Linked DNA regions of Mus musculus: region 1 is linked to region 2. Evidence: chromatin contacts called from ENCODE POLR2A ChIA-PET data. All regions are on one chromosome and are shown on one strand. The core of a region is the stretch at or near the end of the contact, and the rest is flanking DNA. Distances in the headings are between cores, read along the strand shown. Region 1 holds the start of Lrpap1 (low density lipoprotein receptor-related protein associated protein 1). Region 2 holds the start of Rgs12 (regulator of G-protein signaling 12).

Evidence for each region. ChIA-PET counts read pairs that join two places held with the same protein, here RNA polymerase II (POLR2A).
Region 1: POLR2A ChIA-PET joins it to region 2 with 37 read pairs in embryonic stem cell. The contact joins the promoter of Lrpap1 here to the promoter of Rgs12 in region 2. POLR2A ChIA-PET finds 5 or more read pairs at or near these places in 4 of 5 experiments (Patski and embryonic stem cell).

Annotation. Positions count from the first base shown.
Region 1 is chr5:35,100,296-35,107,466 of GRCm38, reverse strand. Lrpap1 (low density lipoprotein receptor-related protein associated protein 1) reads left to right here and starts at 1,768. Exons shown (of 8, transcript NM_013587.3): 1 at 1,768-1,988; 2 at 4,928-5,072. The coding sequence starts at 1,776.
Region 2 is chr5:34,945,296-34,952,545 of GRCm38, reverse strand. Rgs12 (regulator of G-protein signaling 12) reads right to left here and starts at 3,098. Exons shown (of 17, transcript NM_173402.2): 1 at 3,022-3,098.

The DNA.
Region 1 (7,171 bases), core at 519-3,018, 160 kb before region 2:
CTAGGGACCAGCTTCACATTGTTATCTGAAACCGGAGAAAATAAATGAAGCAACTGCCCTTAAGATCTCAGACAAGCCGGGCGGTGGTGGCACAGGCCTTTAATGCCAGCACTTGGGAGGCAGAGGCAGGCGGATTTCTGAGTTCAAGACCAGCCTGGTCTATAGAGTGAGTTCCAGGACAGCCAGGGCTACACAGAGAAACACTGTCTCAAAACAACAACAACAAAAACAAACAACAACAACAAAAAAGATCTCAGACAATTGGAAGATAGCATCAGGTAGATAGATCTCTTTGAGAGTTCAAGGTGAGCCTGATCTACATAGTTGAGTTCCAGAGCTACTGAGTAAGATCCTGTTTGATCTAAACAACCAGACAAAGCCAAAATAACAACAAAAACCCCCAAACAAAAACAAAACCCTCTCTCCTATCTGAAAAGGAGACATTTTAGGCCGGGCAAAGTGGTGCACACCTTTAATCCCAGTATCTGGGAGGCAGAGGCATACAAATCTCTGAGTTTGAGGCTAGTTTGGTCTATATAGTGAATGCCAGGATAACCAGAGCTAACCAAACCAAACCAAAAATAGATCTCAGAAAACAGGTGCTAACGTCTGCAAACCACCAGGGTTCCAGATATACTGAACCCTTTTTGTGGAAACACAAAATACAGCTTAAAACTATTAAAAAAAGAAAAAAGCACCACTCCCCCCAAATATCCCCTACCCTTGTCCTCCATGTATCTCCCTATTGGAGACCCTTTCTGGTTGTACTGGTTAGTTTTGTGTCAACTTGACACAGCTGGAGTTATCACAGAGAAAGGAGCTTCAGTTGGGGAAATGCCTCCACAAGATCCAACTGTAAGGCATTTTCTCAATTAGTGATCAAGTGGGGAGGTCCCCTTGTGATTGGTACCATCTCTGGGCTGGCAGTCTTGGTTCTATAAGAGAGCAGGCTGAGCAAGCCAGGGGAAGCAAGCCAGTAAGGAACATCCCTCCATGGCCTCTGCTCGGCTCCTGCTTCCTGACCTGCTTGAGTTCCAGTCCTGACTTCCTTGGTGATGAACAGCAGCATGGAAGTGTAAGCCGAATAAACCCTTTCCTCCCTAACTTGCTTCTTGATCATGATGTTTGTGCAGGAATAGAAACCCTGACTAAGACACTGGTCATCCTTACCAGACGACTCTTCTGCCTGTCCCTCCTGGGCCCAAACTGCTGGTGCCTGTACCAGACTCCTGGGTTCCTCGAGCACCAGGTTGTCACCAGGCCAGGCCATGTCCCCAACAGGCTTGCTGGGCCTCACTATGTCCATTGGATTTTCTCCAGGGCTGCAGGTGCAGAGACTAGGCAAGTGCACAAAGCCTTCCAAACAGAAACCCCGGAGGGGAAGTGTCTGGGATGTGTCCCAAAGACGGAGCTGAGATAGCTGCTCCCGGGTTTAATGGCAAAATCATCTTCCGCCGCACTTCTTGTGTGATTACGAGGAGTGGGGCGGTGCATAAGTGCGCTTTCCCAGCTGCTTCTCCTTACAGCCCCGCTAGTGAGCTCTGAATTTTGCAGCCCCAGCGTGAAAATACCTTGGGATAATTGCTCTTTGCTGGTGTTGGGCAGGGCGGAGCCAGAGACCGAAAAGTGGGCAGTCATATGGGCGGGGCCTGGGGTGGGCGGGATCGGATTGAGAAGGGAGGCGGGGCCTCGCGGAGACCGGTTGATGGGCGGGGCTACAGATGGGCGGTCCTACAAGACCCAGTCCTGTCAGTCTGCTAGCGCTTCAGAGGAAGATGGCGCCTCGAAGAGAGAGGGTCTCTACGCTGCCCCGGCTCCAACTGCTAGTGCTGTTGTTGCTGCCGCTGATGCTTGTGCCCCAGCCCATAGCAGGCCATGGCGGCAAGTACTCGCGAGAGAAGAACGAGCCGGAGATGGCCGCCAAGCGCGAGTCCGGGGAGGAGTTCCGCATGGAGAAGCTGAACCAGCTATGGGAGAAGGCCAAGCGGGTGAGCGGGGCCAGGGAGACGCGCGGGGATGGGGGCGAGGTGCTGCGTGTGAGCGAAGGAGAGCAGGGCCCTGATTGAGAGGCCAACATAACCTCTGGGACGGGGAACGGCCTACCCTTTGTACAGCCCCCCTTTAAATGTCAGGTGGGCCATCTTGACCTCACTTGTAATAAGAGACCCATAGGCCCTAAAGGAACTTGGTGCTGGTGTCAAGGGCCTGTGGTTGCCTTTAGTGCAATTAGGGACCCTAAAGAATGAGTGACACCCACCCTTCCTAGCTGTGGACACCTCTGCCCAAAAAGCTAATTTTCCAAAGAGCCAATTCAGATGGAGGTAGAGGGGAGGGGGGGCACTTTCTACATGGGGCCAGACTTGGAAGTCTTTTCTTTATCTGTATTTACTCCAATGAAAGAAAAAAAAAAACGGTGCCCTGAGATAAGACTGTATGGAGATTGCAGAAGCCCCAGTTGCTAATGGAGCTGGTTAATTTGGGTAAAGCAGTTCCTTAGGGGATTGGAATTCCTTAGTATAGGTAAACACTACACCCTGTCTGGGGAATGCTGAAGTTAGATTTAGTAGCTATGCTAATCTCTCTTCCTTTTGAAATGGAGATATCCAGAGCCTGAGGGCTGGCCTGGAACTTGGGTCCCCTCCCAGATTACAGTCCTAGGCTAGGACTTGGGCTTTTGTTTAAGTATTCTTTCAGAGCCACACTATCTTCCTCTAGAGCTTGCAGAGGGTTGCCCTTTAGCCCTCCAGCTTAAACATTCCTGAGTTTGAGGGGAGAGTAAATAATTTGCAAACTAAGTGATTTTTTAAAATAAAACCGTGTAGAACTTTGGCCCTGGAGACTTTGGATGGAGAGGTAGTTGGGAGGTTGGCTTCTGGGGAAGGGGAGTGGTGCCTCACAGACAGCTTAGTGGCCAGCCAGTGTCTTTGAGAGACTGCTGCAAGAGGGGGACAAGTGTCCAGCCTGCAAAGGTTTAGGACAGCCCTGTGGCCTGGAAAAGCAGTTCAGCTTTCTGGGGGAAGGGTCCGGGAGCAGAGCTGGGAGTGGCTGTGTGAAGAGCATGGGAGCAGTGGGAACCATCTAGGGTAAAAGGCTGGCTGTCCCTGACCGCCATCTCCAGGGGTGTGCCCACGGGATGAGTGTGCTTCACCTGGGATTACCCAGTAAGATGAGGATGGGGCCACGAAGACATTAGCAGGTACCGTCGAAGACTGTTGGGGAAATGTGGTCTGCTGTCCGTAGATCCTGGGGTCTCTTTCACTCAGAAGGTGGCCCCCAGTCCTCCACATGCACATCCAGGTGACTTTCATCCTCACTCTGTGCCTTGGTGGTCTCCTGGACCTCCACCATGGCCACTGATCAGTGGCAGCATCAGATTATATTTCTGCTGGTTGTCCACAGTCTGATGTCACTGTGCGGACGGCTGCTCTCGTCATCCTGTCTAAGCCTTGGGCTGCACGTCATTCCAGCCCTCCAGCCCTAAAGTTCTGCAGGGGATTTGCGTTCACTTTTTCTGTTGAACGGAGGGGGACATTCGTTCTTCCAGTGGCTTCCCTTACAGGATGTCCTGTGTCTACTCCCTCTACTTCCAAGGAGCCTAGGCCTTGAGGACATAGGTTGAGTTTTGCTGCTTTTCTTTCTAGACAGGGAGGCTTCCAGCTGGGTCCTACCTGCTAGGTCACCTGAGCTCAGGGGGAGAGCACCAGGTTCTTATCTTTCATGTAAACATTTGGGTTGGGCCTTCTGCCCTTCGGGGTGAGGCCGATAGTGCAATCAGCTCCCATCCCTACTGTTTTAAGTAGTTGAAGTGCTCCCCTAGGCTTCTCCTGGGTTGTAGCCTTGTGGGGATTCTCAGTGATCTTCACTATCCAGGAGAAGTTTTATCCTTGCAGTTTATCATGTATGAGGTGGAAGAGAAAGTGTGGCAGAGCTCTTTGCCTCGCCCCATTCCCAGTCCACCTTTAGAAGAGCTGAGGTCTGTCTTGATACCCAAGGGAGTGGAGCCGGGTATGGGAGAGCTCTGCAAAGGCATGGAGCCCACCTCTATCTTGTGAGATTGGGCAATTTGAGACTTGTGGGAGGAGGGGGATTGCTTCATGGCAGTCTAGCCCTTCGTGCCCTGACTCTGGCGTTACCCGGTTCCTGTTTCGTAGACATACTTAGGATGATGAGCTGTGACGGGATTTGGGACATGTCTGTCCTGACTCAGCGATCTGACGTGCCCAGTGTGTTGCAAGATGAAGACTCCTGGGCAGTGTGGGGAGCAAAGGACTCTCCTTGGAGTTGGGGTAGGGAAACCTCTGCAGGTTACCACATCCTCTCAGAGACCCAGTCTCATCCTCTTAAACAAAATGTATTCAGATTACAGGAGCTGACCTCTCAGGTCCCCTGGGAGCAGAGTCCTAACTGATTCTGAGAAAGAATCTCTCTGTGGTAGCATGCCTACTTTGTACAAGGCCCTGAATCTGGTCCTGGTACCTCAAAAAAAAATGTAAGATTATATTGGCAAGGTTTTTTTTTTTATATAAATTTAATCTTCTATTATGTGGTGATTCTTTTTTCTTCTCCTACTTCTTGTAAAAATAACTCATTTCCTCACCAAGTCCAGCCCTTCAATGGATATGTATGCTTTACCTGGTCCGTAGCTCCAGGTGTCAGCGTGGGAAAGGTGTGGTGCCCTGCTGCAGGAGCCTTCTGACAGCCCTTGGCTTCCTCCTGGACCTGGGATTTCCAGACACAGACTCAGCTGTGTCTCTAGCTGGGCTCCTGACATAGGCGTCATCAGTCTTTGAAGTCCCTGTGTGTCTTGTCAGTGACTTCCAGCCCTGTCCACTCTGAACTCTCAGTTCCCCCTCCCCCAGGTCAGCCTTGTTGCCTGTGGTACATCGCACATCGGCTTATCGCATGTCCCTCCTTTCTTCTTGGGCAGCTTCATCTGTCTCCTGTGAGGCTGGCCGAGCTGCATTCTGACCTGAAGATACAAGAGAGGGATGAACTCAACTGGAAAAAGCTGAAGGTGGAAGGCTTGGATAAGGATGGGGAGAAAGAAGCAAAACTGATCCACAACCTCAACGGTACCTTCCTATTCTCACAGCGGGGGCAGCCACCAGCCCCCAGGCCAAGTTGAGGGACTGGAGTAGGGGGACATTGTGACAGCAAGTGCAGCCTATGAGGTGACTCACCTGAGGACACATGCCCTGGGTTTGCTCAAAAGCTCCTGTGCTGTTTTATGAATGTTGGGAGAGAGTCAGGGCTAGGGCCTTGGTACATTGATACCCAGGCAACCAAAGGCTCTGGAGCTGTTTGGCTAGGACGGATGCAAAGGATGCTGTCACCCAGATGAGGAAGTGGGCCTGATCTCAGACTGTGCTGGCAAGGTGGGTTGTGAGCATTTCCTTGATTTCCTTGTGCGGACATGGAAGATTGGGCAGAGTTTCACATGGCGTATGCATTGTGCATACTTAGTGCACACATGGATCCTTAGGTCTAGAGGATGGGTGTGTGCTCCACTTGGATTCTCCTCCCATCTTCCTCACACCCTCAGCCCACAGTCAGGCATTGATAGGAAGAGTTGGGTTCATTATGTGCCACCCTGTGACATTCGGGACCTAGCCCATAGACTGGCCACCAACTCTTCTGCATACCCTGGGCGTGAGGTTCTATCCCTGCTCTGCCACTCACTGGCTAACCAGAGGCACATTTGACCCCCATCACTGCCATACCCCCACTCCTTGTGCTAACACACTGCTTTCCACGTGACCTAGGCATGCCCTGCCTCTCATAGTAGTCCCAAACTGAGGGTAGTGCCCTCTGTAAGGTACTACTGGTATGCAGGATGGGTGATGGGAGTTAATGTTGGCTGTTATAAGCAACTGAATTGTAACCATGGTTCATACAAGCAGCTTCCTCAGAACTAACCCTCAGTGCTAAGGTCTCTGCTATGGCAGGAGTTGCTCTGTATAGAGTCCCTTCCTCAGGCTTGATGGTGAGTGTGGAGTTGGCTTCCTAGGAGAGGAGGCTGGGAGCTGCCAGAAGGAAGTGAGCAGCCAGCTCTGCAGAGATAGAGTTGGGCTCAGAAATAGAGGAACGCAGAAGGCCAGGAAGAGAGCTGGTGACCACCGTCGTCTGGCTAGCCAGTGTCCTGGGTGGGGTTAGCTTCTTCCAGCTTGACAGGGTCTGGCTCATAGAGCAGCAGACCTGACAGGATTAGGAGCTGACACATGAAGTTGACCCTTCTAAGCCCTTGGTGGAGCTCTTGCTGTTGGAGATGGGTGCAGGACACCTTCTGGGTGTGGTCCATTTGGACCCTCCCTTCACTGCTCAAGTTATTGTCAATACTGGCCCCTCATCTGGGGGACCAAAATGCAGAGTCTATCTGTTTCTGTCTAAGAAACAGATGCTGCTGGTAATCATATGAAGGGTTGGGCCCCTTAACTATAACCAGCTCTACCTGGGCCAGGCCAGATCCTTAAGGGCTAGTCTCATGGGAACTGCATCATCTAGACCCTCCGGTCCAGTGCAAAACCTCACATGGCCTCAGTCCTGTGGGGAAGCTGTTCAGGGACATGCCCACTGCCATTCCCAGGGCTGCCTCATTCCCCAGGCTGGGCCTGGACACTGCAGGGAACTTCCTGAGTTGCTCAGCTCCCTGGGACTCCATTTCATAGAGAGCAAGCACTTCGGAGCTTGCTCAGTCTCAACTCTGAAGTCTTGAGCAATTTGCCTATGGGCCCAAGTCTAATGGAGCTCGAGTTCCCCACTTAGTTCTCCTCCTACCCTGACCCACCCTGGGCACCAAGGCGACCCAGGTTGGGGGTGACCAGCTCTTTTCCATGGTAGCAAGCAAGCAATGAGCAGGCTGGGGCTGGGCAGCAGAGCTGCAGAGGCAGTGCCAGGCACTGGCTCTGAGGCTAAGAGGTATCTGAGCGTACTGATTTTACTGTGTTGCCCAGGCTGCGCCCAAACGCCAAGACTCAAAGCATTCCTCTTGCTTAAGCCTCCCAATCATCATAGGTTAGAAGCTCAAGCCACTGCCCACTTTTAAAATAGCTTTGTAAGATCTAAGTTAGATCGAATGGAGTCCAGATCAAGTCACGGTGTACGCACCCACGCTGTCCTCTCACAGCTATCTCCTGACCCATCAGTAGAAGTGGCTTTCTGTGGTCATCAGAGA
Region 2 (7,250 bases), core at 1,849-4,348:
CACCTAGAGTGGTCCCTCCAGGGCTGGGCAAGTGGCACAGGATGCCACTGTTTGAATTTAAACCCATGAGTTAGTCCCCAACACAGTAGATGTCATGGAAGAAAAATGAAGAGCACGGCTCAGAGATGGATGGGTGGTGTAGAAAATATGTAGCACTCAATGTGTACGTATGCATGTGACTGCCTGGAGGAGGAAAAGGTACATGGAAATGCCCTGAGTACAGAGCTGGAGACAGGGAGCCCACAAGGGAACAAGGAAAGAAAACAAAAAAGATGAATGACCCGTTCCCTTTTCTTTCATTTAACCCCAGACTTTTAAAGACATGGAGTGGGGTGACTAACCAGGTCAGTTCCTGCCTCAAACAGGTTGACTTCCCCATGGGAGAAACTAGGAGCTTCTAAAATGGTAGACCCAGAAAATCAGGAGCAAATGGGTTTGAAGTCTGAGGCTTTTTTTTTTTTTTTTTTTTTTTTTTTTAAGATTCTGCTTTTCATGTGCTATTTTTGCTGTTGTTTGAGACAGGGTTTCCCCTGTTTAGCCCTGGCTGTCCTGGAACATGTTCTGTAGACCAGGCTGACCTTGAACTCAGAGATTCAGAGATCCACCTGCCTCTAATTCTGTTTTCTCATTTATGTGTACATGTGTGTATATGCTCATGAATTCCAGTGCCTTGGGAGGCATTAGTTCTGCAGGGAGTTGTGAGCTTTCCAATGTGGTAAAGTTTTAGAAACCAAACATAGGCCTTCTGCAAGAGCAGTATATACTCTTAGCCCAGCGGTGTTTGCTGCTGAGATCTCACTCAGCCCATGCTCTGGCACTACACTCTCCACCCTCCTGACTCAGCCTCCTGAGCGCTGGCTGGGGTGAGCAGATTTCGGGAGGTTGTAGTTCTCGCTGGATTGTGAAAGGAGTGGGGACTACCACCTCCCTAAAGAGAACAGGACAGATGGACACTGCATCCTCTCACAGCTGAGTGTGCATCTAGAAACACATCTACAGGGCAGTAAAGCCACAAACTATTGTGGTCTTTGGTATGCAGGACCCATGGGTAGATCCACGTGTCCCACCCTGGCGAAGGTGCAAGGACCAGGCTGTTCCTCAGCAAGAAGGTGAAAACATTCCAGGAGCTTTGCAGCTGTAAACTGAGGACTTTGGATCTCCTGGCAACCCTAAAAGTCCTCACAGATCATGGCAGAGAGAGGCTTAAGAGAGAAGAGAAGGCCACGTGATGCTGGAACCAAGCCCTGAGCCCTGGGATGAGGCCAGTCTCCATCTGACATGAGAAGGGAAGGAGAATCTCTCTGATCCCCAAAGGACATTCGGCCAGTGAGACCCATTGCAGACTTCTGGCATTGAGCCTTGAAGAGCAAACTGTTTAAGCCACTAGATTTAAGCTCTGTAGGAAACTAAAACAAGTGCTGACTAGTAAGTGTTTGCAGGGTTTCCAGCAAACACACAAAAAGAAAGAAAAGGGGGTGGGGACGCTGCAACCACCATCATGCACTTGCTGCCAGAGCAAGGCAAGGAGCCCACAACCAAGGCAGCCAGATGGGACCAGCATGCTGGGCCTGTCTCAGATACAGATGTCAAATGACAACAGGATTAGAAACACAGGGCTCAGCCTCAACCTCTCCTACCTCTGGGATCCTTGCAGGAGCTACTGCAGCAGCCAGGTCACCAGGCTCGGTGTCACCTTTGTGACTACCCACGCTCCCACCCTCTGAGGTTGTTGTTCTAAACAGAATGCAAAAAGTGAGCCAGCCCTTGACACAGGGGATGACCACAAAGTGCCTCATGTCACAAGCTGGCAACTCCACGATGCACTGCAATTTGGTCTACTCAGTATAAACCCTGCCTTCTGACTCCTGCGCCAAGACTGGCAACACACAGGCCACCCCAAGTCTGAGGGCCTTTCCTCAGCTCCGGTATTTGCTGATCTCCTTTGCCAGCTCTCCAGCCTTTCATCTTTCCTGTCAGAAGCAACCCTCCTCCTTTGTCCCACTGAGGTAGGTTCCAAGAAACTTCACAGAAATGGCCTTGCATCCTTTAAAGATCCATCCTACTCCAGAGTCTTACCTAAGCCATTCCCTCTACCCCGTGACTTTCTCTATCCCAGCAGTGTGCCTGAAGTCCAGATCCTGCCAGCCTGAGTACTTGGTACTTGTCATCCAGCCCCCCCCCCCCAAATAAAAAGATGTAACATTTTTATCCCAGTTTTTCTGGAGAAATTGTCCTGCTGACAACTGTGCTTTCTTCAGAAACTTTTAGAATGTAAGCAGGCCCTTGATTCACAATTGATTTTGCTTCTCTCCCCTCTCCCACACACCAGTTGCTTGATGTAGGCTCAAGGCTTCCTCACCAGGGCGACCTCCATCTACACTCCATCTGAGGCCTTTTCAGGAACCTGGGCCCCTCCATTTGTATTCTATTGGTCAAAGCCCCTCTGTTTACACTCCAGGGGTTGGGCCCTAGCTACACACCACCCCTTCATCTACACTTCACAGCTGAGCCCTTATTACACTCTACAATTCTGCGCACACACACACACACAGTCCACAGGTTTGGGGCCCCTCTATCTACACTCTGAACCCCCTTGTCTACACTTCCCAGCTCTAACCCCTCCAGCTATTCTCGATGCTCGCTCGCTGTGGGCTGCCCTGCGTTCTTGCCCTACATTTCCTCAGTTCGGGTCCTTGGATACGGTCTCTGCCCAAACAATGAGACCGCGGGCTGAGTTGGACATTAAAGTCCCCTCATGGCCAGCCGGGCCGGCTTCTGAGCCGGGTCAGATCCCGCCCGAGTCCGGTGGGCTGCAGCCCTGCGGAACCCGCACATCCGGCCTGCGCGGGACCCCGGCCGCAGCCCGCGCGGGCAAGTTCCCGGAGTCCCGCGCGAACAAAGAAGGCGCGGGCGGTGCCCGAGCTCGGCCCCACGGCCGCAGGAGGACAAGGCCGGGCCGGGCGGGGGCGCGCGCCAGAGAAGAAAGACGCGCGAGGAGGCGCGCCGGCTCCGCTCACCTACCGGGCCGCCGCTTGCTCCCGCCGGGCGCCCGCCGAAAGCATCAACGGTCACCGCCGTCGCCGGGCCGGGGGCGGGGCTCCGGGAGGGGCAGGGTCCGGCCCCTGAGAGAGGAGCTCCGACTCCTGGGGGTGGGGCCCAGGGCCTAGGGGGCGGGGCTCTGGGGGCGGGACCCGTGAGGGGCGGGTCAGGCCGTTGTGCGCTTCGGGACTCTGACCCCGCGGGTCCTGCTTCTGGGGGTGTGGCTCCTGGAAGGGTGGGGAGTTCAGCCGCTTTTGGAGGGTGTGATTTGGGCTCTTGGTGGGGCTCATTCGAGATTCACCAAGTTTAGGATTTTGGTGGAGTCAGGTTTTGGGGGACGGAGCTGGATGAGGGGATAGATCAGGTCGTTGGACAGCTGGAGTCAGGGACCAACGGGATCCGGCTTCTGGGGGCCGGGCTCCTGGAGAGCAAAGTCCGCCCTACTGGACAGTGGCTCGGGGTCAGGCGGGATCGGACTCCTAGCACAGAAGCGCTCAAGAAGTAGGGACTTGCCTGGGACTGAAGACCTAACGGAAAGCTCAACATCCAGGGCTTAAGGCTAGACGGAGGCGGGGCGGAGCATGGAGGCCGGGGCGGGACTTCCGCCTTGGTCCAGCTGAGGGGTTGAGCTACCCTACTAAATCGCAAAAGCCAGATGGGTTTCTTTTTTGAATGGTTGCAGAGAGCTGGGATGTGTGATCTTCTTCACGTGCAGAGAGAGACCACTTCGTCCTCCTTCAAGGGGCAGCTCTGAGACACGATGCATTTGTGAGGAAAGTTTCCCACCTGCCAGGAGAGGGGTCATCTACCTGAGGGCGTGCATTTGAGATGGAGAGAAATACATCAATCCTGTCCCAAGCACCACTCAGGCTATGATACAATAGTTGCACAAACTGGTTTTATAGTTCCTACGCCCAACCTTTTCAGAACATTGGACCTTGTCTACCTCAAGGAGACCTTTCTTTGGTGAAAGACGTCAAGGGCAGAATTCCCCTTCCCTTCCCACATTGACTTCCGAGCAGCCACAGCGTCTTCAGAAGTTTCATTCCCAGTTAGAAACTAGCTAAAGTACTTTCAGAAAACAGGAAACTGGGCATTTTACTTAAAAAGTTTAGACCAGGAATTCACTGCCTAGGCCCTCTTTTTCTCAAACACCAGCCCCAGCCTGGTTCAAGCTTCTTGGTCTTGAGATTAAATCATCATAAAAACCCCATAGCTGTAACCTTTAACACTCACTTCCTCCCTAAATTCAGGAAATGTAAGTCACGACTGGTAGTCCCTCCAGTGTTTCCAGGACAGTAAACCCTGTGTTCTTGTCAGTGTGCAGCTTCGTTTCACTGCATAGGTAGATGTATTGACTGTCAATGTGTCTTGAGTAGGAAGCCCTGTGACACTGAGGCCAATGGAGTAACAGAGCCCTATTTCTATGCATGTGGTACCCCCTCACACCTCTTCTCTCAGCCTGGCCTCAATGACCTCCTTCAAGCTCAAAATCTCTCTGCTTACTTTCTTGGCCCTGCTTCTTCCTCTCCTGTCTTTTCCCCCTTTAAACATTCATTGCTGATCCATTCTACAGCCAGCAGTCAACCCTGCTAGGTAGCACAGCGTTGTCGTTTTGTGTGGGTCACTGCTCTTTCTGCTTTCTCCCCTATCCCATGACCACTCTTATCTTACTTCCAGCCCTAGAGATGCTGACAGTCCTCTTGTTGCCTGTCACCCTGACCCTCTGTGCCCTTGTGGAACCTCAACTATAAAGGACCTAATGTCAATAAGCTATCCCAGCGTACAAAAAGGGAGGTAGGGAGAAGGCAGAGGACCTTTGAAGGAAGCACAACCAGGCCAGAAGGAAGCAGGCCACAGGGGGCTGCCTCCCAGAGCTGTGGGAGACACCAAGAAGGACGGAGAGCAGCCAGCAGAGGCTGTGAAAGGCGTCCAGCATAGGGGTCTTTTTTGCTTTTCATTTCCTCCACACTGGGCTGCATTCCAGGTGCCTTATAGACTTGATGTAGGAACAGGGACGAAAGCTCAAGTCCCCAAGCCTGGATCCTCAGGCTGGCGAAGAAGCTAGTCACTGTGAAATCTCTATTCCTCCAGCCAAGATCCTTCATGTGGTCATGGATGGGCAGACCATGCTCAGCCCATGTTCTGTCCCTTTACTGCCCCTAGGTTGCTATCTCCCAGATTTCTGTTCCTCTCTGGTAGCACCTTTACAAGGGCAAACATGCAGGGTCAAAAACAGCCAGAAGTCAGTCACCTGTCTAAATTATCAGGCAAGGAGTTAGGAGGTGGGTTCAGCCATGGTGGCCACATGAGGAGCCCATACTGGACAAGTTAAGTTTTGGAATATGGGAAAATTCTAAAGGAGGACAGAGTGATGGCTGCACAGTTTACATGTGTTTGATGCCAGTTAACTAACTGGTGCTGATGGTGCTGATAGGGGAACCACACAGAGGTTCCTCAAAACATTACAAATAGGGCTGGTGAGATGGCTCAGTGGTTAAGAGCACTGACTGCTCTTCCAGAGGTCCTGAGTTCAGTTCCCAGCAACCACATAGTGACTCGCAACTATCTGTAATAAAATCCAATGATGCCCTCTTCTGGTGTGTCCGAAAGCAGCTATAGTATACTCATATACATAAATCAAAAAATATAAGAAAACATTACAAATACAACCATGTCATCTAGCAGTCCCACTACTGGTATGTATCCAGAGAAAGTGAGGGTTGTATGGCAAATACCTGCACCCCATGCTCACTGCAGCACTGTTCACAATGGTTAGGATATGGGATCCACTTATAAGCATGGGAATAAAGAAAATGTGACTTGGATCAGTGTTCCTGTCCAAGTGTCCAGCTGCCCTCTCACCTCTGAGGATGCTGCTCCAGCTGTTGGCCATCTTTCCTCATCTGTCGCTCCTGTACAGGCTCCACTCTGGGGCTGTCCTCTGGAACCAGATCTCATCCCTCCCCTACCCATAACCTCCCAGGGCACCCACCAGACTATGCCTACCACTGAAGGTCACATAGGCAAGACAGCTGTGCAATGCTGCGGCCACAAAGCCACATACGTACTCCAAACACAGAGATCTTATCTATAAAATCCTTCTGAACACTCCCCAGTACTGTGCAACAGGTAGGCCTTGGGGATATCTATGCAGGCAAGCATAAGGCTCGAGAAGCTGTAACAAGCTGGCCAGCAGGTGTGACTGCCATCCATGCTCCTGGCAGAGCCCTTTGCTGGGGAGGAGGAACAAAAGTTAGGGCCTTAGCACTATAAATAGGGGAGCAGGTTTGAAAGCAGGTACAGCAGCCACCCCATGAAAAGACAACCAAAGAAAGGCTTGCTGGGGACTTGGTGACATTAAAGGTAGATAGAAGACATGAGGAACTTAGAAAACAGTAGCTAAGAACCCCAAGTCCAGCTGAAATACACCCCCTGCCAAATTCACACACACACACACACACACACACACACATACACAGGCCATGTTGTTGATTGAACTCCCTGGCCCTTTCCTAAAATGCTGGCTCAAGAGCTCAGACCCCTCTGTCTGGAAAACTGTCCATCGGATCACCCCTCTTCCATGGTCTGTAGACACCACCAGCTGCACCGTGTTACAAAATTCATGAGAAATAAACAGATGAAATATATTAAATGAAGCATTATGTTTTTCACCAGAACACACGAAAGAAATTAAATAGGACATACTGTTACTAAATAGAGCCTGTGTTAATTAGGAAGACTGTTACCAAATAGAAGATGCATCAATTAATAGACCATATTGTTGCTGAGCAGAACAGAGAATCATTAACTACAGCAGACTGCTCCTGCGTTGGAGCCTTTTATTTCTCTTGGTTCTCAGAAGCCGGGGGATGGGGGACAGGGAGCTCCTGCAGGTATAGGCCTGGGGCAATTTCACAAAGCAGAAAAGGGCTTTGCTGCACAGGTGGATGTCCACATGCATAAGAAGAACGTCTGCATCCTGTGCAGATCCCACTTGGAAATGCTCTTCTTAAGGGACCCATCCATGCTATCAATATCACACTGGAAAGTTGCCAGAATGGCTGGGCATGGCAGCATACAGCTGTAAACATGGGACCTCCAGGCAGAGGCAAGAGGATCAGCAGTTGAAGGCATTTTATATAATAATAATAATTATTATGATGATGATGATTATGGTAATTCTATATAAGGCCAGCCTGGGCTATGTG